Linked DNA regions of Homo sapiens: region 1 is linked to region 2. Evidence: read pairs that join two places in POLR2A ChIA-PET (ENCODE). Cell type or tissue: Panc1. All regions are shown on one strand.

What was found. Peaks named below come from ENCODE experiments on the same cell type or tissue, not always from the same donor. Only the 100,000 strongest peaks of a DNase experiment are listed, where the experiment ranks them.
Region 1: POLR2A ChIA-PET joins it to region 2 with 10 read pairs; 3 of 35 experiments call an interaction of 5 or more read pairs at or near these places.

Annotation. Positions count from the first base shown.
Region 1 is chr19:4,481,740-4,484,239 of GRCh38, reverse strand. The region is part of intron 3 of HDGFL2 (HDGF like 2); the gene reads right to left. Among named protein-coding and RNA genes, the nearest start is that of HDGFL2, 11 kb to the right of the region's middle. In Panc1, no CTCF peak of the experiment used is centred here; no DNase peak of the experiment used is centred here.
Region 2 is chr19:4,678,024-4,680,523 of GRCh38, reverse strand. It overlaps DPP9 (dipeptidyl peptidase 9), which reads left to right. Exons shown (of 22, transcript NM_139159.5): 21 at 578-689. It overlaps DPP9-AS1 (DPP9 antisense RNA 1), which reads right to left and starts at 1,242. Exons shown (of 3, transcript NR_164163.1): 1 at 985-1,242. RefSeq lists an enhancer at 434-935. In Panc1, no CTCF peak of the experiment used is centred here; no DNase peak of the experiment used is centred here.

The DNA of each region.
Region 1 (2,500 bases), 200 kb after region 2:
TGGTGGCAGGCGCCTGTAGTCCCAGCTACTGAGGAGGCTGAGGCACGAGAATCACTTGAACCTGGGAGGCAGAGATTGCAGTGAGCTGAAATCACACCACTGCACTCCAGCCTGGGTGACAGACACTGTCTCAAAAAAAAAAAAAAAAAAAGGCCGGGTGCAGTGGCTCACGCCTGTAATCCCAACACTTTGGGAGGCCAAGGCAGGCAGATCACGAGGTCAGGAGATCAAGACCATCCTGGCTAACACAATGAAACTCCATCTCTACTAAAAATACAAAGAATTAGCTGGGCGTGGTGGCAGGTGCCTGTAGTCCCAGCTACTCAGGAGGCTGAGGCAGGAGAATCGCTTGAACACGAGAGGCAGAGGTTGCAGTGAGCCCAGATAGCGTCACTGCACTCCAGCTTAGGAGACAGAGCAAGACTGTCTCAAAAAAAAAAAAAAAAAAAAAATCATGAAACAATTAAGTCCCATTCTCCTGGTGTGATGACCAAAATGGCGTGTGACAGGCTGGAGTGGGGCACGCATGGTGTCCAGGAGAGAGCAAGGTGGAGGAGATAAGGGTGTGAGAATGGGTGAGAGGCATGTCACGGGGCTCGCGGGAGACGAGGCCAGGAAGGACAGGCAGAGTAAGGCCCACGTTTGTGACCGGGTGTTGCGGCCGGGCAAGAGGGAGCAGGGAGTACACGGTGCAGGGCTGGGCGGATGCTGCAGGCGAGGCCAGCGTCTGAGTAGAAATGCCCGGACAGAATGGAAGCATGGCCTGAGGAATGAGGGCGTCAGCGCTGGTCAAGAGGGGGGGCCAGGAGGAGGGAACCACAGGAGGGAACCTCGGCCCTTCCTCAGTTTCCCGGCTCCCTCCAGGCTTAGCCTGGTCCTCCCGCGCCGGGAGGAGAGGCTGGGAGCCCACAGCAGGCGCACACCAGCCTCCGTGCGCACAGCCGCAGGCTAGCGGCCCCCAATCAGCACACAAGGAAAACGAGAACCGGGTGTGGTGAAGCGTCACCGCTCGGCCCGAGCACGTTTTGTCTCCCTTGTGTCTTCGTGGCCCAAGCGACAGGGCCCTGTCTGTGTAATTTTTGACAAGATTAAAAAGGGTAATACTAAGTAGGTCAGGCCGCAAACGGAGAACGCTGAGAGTAATAACGCTCTCGCGGCCAATCTCGATCACGCCTCTCCACAGAGCCTTTGGGGAAGGGCTCGCGTACCTGGGGTTTCTCTTTGGAGCATCCCTGGTAAGGAGACAAGCGCTGGGGGTGGGGAGTAGCAGCTCAGAGAATGAGGAGCCCCGGGCTCCTTCCTGGTCGCTCCCTCCACCCAGCCCCGCCCCTGACCCAACCCTGATGCCCCAGGATCTTCCACAGGAGGAGCTGGTGAGTGCCACGAACCCAGGAGCCACCGGCAGTTATAGGACTTATCAATGCCCCATGTAACCGGTGGGCATGACCAGCCTGATTCTGCAGATGAGGAAAAAAGGCAGGGAGAGGTCAAGTAACAGCTCAGGATCACACAGCGAGTAACTGCAGATCTGAGATGAAAGCACGAGCAGGTCTTGGCCTCGAAGCCTGGGTCATAGCCACTCCTCATTAAAAATCTTTCCTTTAGCAGGGCCCGTGGTTTACTCCTGTAATCCCGGCAAATTGGGAGGCCAAGGAAGGAGGATCACTTGAGCCCAGGAATTCAAGACCAGCCTAGGCAACAAAGTGTTGCCTGTCTCTATGAAAAAAATAATGGCTGGGCACGGTGGCTCACGCCTATAATCCCAGCACTTGGGGAGGCCGATAGGGGTGGATCATAAGGTCAGGAGTTCGAGATCAGCCTGGCCAATATGGTGAAACCCCATCTCTACTAAAAATACAAAAATTAGCTGGGTGTGGTGATGTGCGCCTGTAGTCCCGGCTACTTGGGAGGCTGAGACAGGAGAATCACTTGAACTTGGGAGGTGGAGCTTGCAGTGAGCCGAGATGATGCCACTGCACTCCAGCCTGGGCAACAGAGCGAGACTCCATCTCAAAAAAAAAAAGAAAGAAAGAAAAAACAAGGCCAGGGCGCAGTAAGCCACACTTGTAATTCCAGCACTGTGGGAGGCTGAGGCAGGAGAATGGCGCGAACCTGGGAGGTGGAGCTTGCAGTGAACCGAGATCGCGCCACTGCACTCCAGCCTCGGCAACAGAGCGAGACTCCATCTCAAAAAAAAAAAAAAAAAAAAAAAAGGCCAAAGCCAGCCAACTTCCAGTCCCCCCGGCTGAGAGTGAGGGGAACAGCTCATTTCTGTAGCTGTCTTGGAGGATCAGGGCAGGGGGTGTGACTAAATTGGAAAAGGGAAGGTCAAATCCAGCTTTGCCTCTCTGTTCCCAAATATCCCCTCCACCATCCAGTGAGCGCTTCCTAAGTGTCGATGTGCAATTTCTCACCGGACTCTCCCAGGAGCCCGCTGAGGGGTCAGCACTACCAAATCCTCTGTTTTAGATGAGGAAACTGAGGGCCGGGCACGGTGGCT
Region 2 (2,500 bases):
CCCAGGCTGGTCTCAAACAACTGGACTCAATCCACCCAGCTTGGCCTCCCAAAGTACTGGGATTACAGGCATGAGGCACTGCACCCGGCCTGGGTTTTTGTTTTTGTTTTTCTAATTTAGAGATGGGGTCTTGCTCTGTCACCCAGGCTGGAGTGCAGTGGTATGATCATAGCTCACTGTAGCCTCCACCTCCTGGGCTCAAGTGATCCTCCCGCCTCAGCCTGCACAGTAGCTGGACTTACAGGCGCACCACTACACTCAGCTGATCTTTTTTTTTTTTTTTTTTTTGAGATGCTGTCTCCATCTGTCGCCCAGGCTGGAGTGAGTGGCGCGATCTCAGCGCACTGCAACCTCTGCCTCTGAGGCTCAAGCAGTTCTCCTGCCTCAGCCTCCCAAGTAGCTGCGATTTCAGGCACCTGCCACCATGCCTGGCTAATTTTTTTTAAATATATTTTTAGTAGAGACAGGGTTTCACCATGTTGGCCAGGCTGGTCTCAAACTCCTGACCTTGTGATCTGCTCCCCTCCTACCCCACGGACAATCCCTGGCCTCAGACCCTTCCCCATCTGTTTTCCAGGCCCAACCGCTTGCTTATCCTCCACGGCTTCCTGGACGAAAACGTGCACTTTTTCCACACAAACTTCCTCGTCTCCCAACTGATCCGAGCAGGGAAACCTTACCAGCTCCAGGTGGGTGGCTGTTGGGGGCTTCGGCCCCTCCGCGAGCCGACAGATCCCTGGGAGTGGGGGGTGGGACGAGGCGGGGTGGCTTCCCACTGTGACCAGGGGCTCCCTGGGGGATCTGGGGCTCCCAGCCCCCCACCCCACAGCCCTGTGTCCCCGCCCTCCCAGCTCCCAGGGCCATTGATGTATCAGTCCTGTCTTGACAGCTCAGGGTTCCGCCTGCCTTCGGTGCTGGAAGCACGGGATCGGGGGCTGCCACACCCACCCCTGCTCCGGGCCTAATGGAGGGAGGAACCCTTACCGAAATTGCCCCGCAGACGGGCTTTATTTGAAACTGAGAAATTGCGTAGAAGAAACCGCTGAGTGCTGAAGGCCCTAGCAGGCTCCTTCCTAAGGCGCTGGGGCCAAGCATTCCCTGAGGAGGCAGCAGTGAAGGGTGCTAGAGTGAGTGGAGCCAGCCAGGCTTGGGGGACCGAGCGGGAGGAGAGTGGGGGAGTGGGTGGAGCCTTGGCAGCAACGTGGGGCTCAGTCTAGGTGGGCGGGGCTTCTGCGCTAAGGGGTGGGCATGGTTATGGGCGGGGCCTCAATGGCGAGGAGGGTGGGACTTCTGCAGAGGGACGGGGCTTCAGTGTTACGGTGGGTGGGGCTTCCGCAGTAAATGGTTGGCCTCGGTGTGGGGAAGGGCCTCGGTAGTGGAGAGGGTGGGGCTCGGTGTGGGAGCAGCGCCTCAGCGGTGAGGAGGGTGGGGCTTCTGCTGTAGAGGAGGGGGGGCCCTCAGTAAGCAGGGTGGAGCTTCTGCTATAGAGGGGTGGGGCCTCAGCGGGGGCGGGGCTTCGGCTGGATTTTCAACTGAGGGTGGTGGGAGGTGACTCGGGCTTGTGAGCAGAGCATAGAGTTGGGCGGCTTGCCATTTGACCCACATTTCTCTGGCTGCTTTGTGGATGGCCTGTGGGGGACAGTGGGACGTGGTCCATAGTTGTACCGGCGGGAGATTCAGGAGGTATCTTGGAGGCAAGAGGGCCAGGTTTTATTACCTGTGGACTGCAGACAATTTCTGCTTCCTGGGCGCCTCGGCATGCTCTGTCCTGTGGGGAGCGTCCTGTTGCCTTTCAACAGAGCAGGGAAATGGGGCCGCAGAGCAGGAGGGAGGCAGAGCCACCTTGTGCGGTGATGAGCTGATCTCTTGGCGGTGCCCCCCACCGACACCCCACATCCCAAGCAGCCCAGGGAGTGATATCAGGCAGGGCTGGAATGGAACTTCAGATGTCTCTTCCCAGCCTGAGACCCGAGCCCACTGCCTTCCCAGGGGCCAGGTAGCTGGGACAGCATTCACCCTTGCACCTCGTTTCTCCGTCTTTGAAACGGTCATGATAACTCGGCCTCCTTGAAGGCTGCTGGGGCCAAACAAGGTCTTCAGAAAAGCATTCAGGCCGGGCGTGGTGGCTCACGCCTGTAACCCCAGCACTTTGGGAGGCTGAGGCGGGTGGATCACTTGAGGCCAGGAGTTTGAGACCAGCCTGGCTAACATGGCAAAGCTCCGTCTCTACTAAAAATACAAAAATTAGCCGAGTGTGGTGGCACACGCCTGTAGTCCCAGCTACTCGGGAGGCTGAGGCAGGAGAATCGCTTGAACCTGGGAGGCGGAGGTTCCAGTGAACCGAGATTGTGCCACTGCACTCCAGCCTGGGCGGCAGAGGGAGACTCCGTCTCAAAAGAAAAAAAAAAAAGAAAAGAAAGAAAAAAGAAAAGCATTCAGCACACAGGGTGGGCCCAGGGTCCTGTCTCACTGCCTCCCCACAGGAAGTAGAACGTGAGAT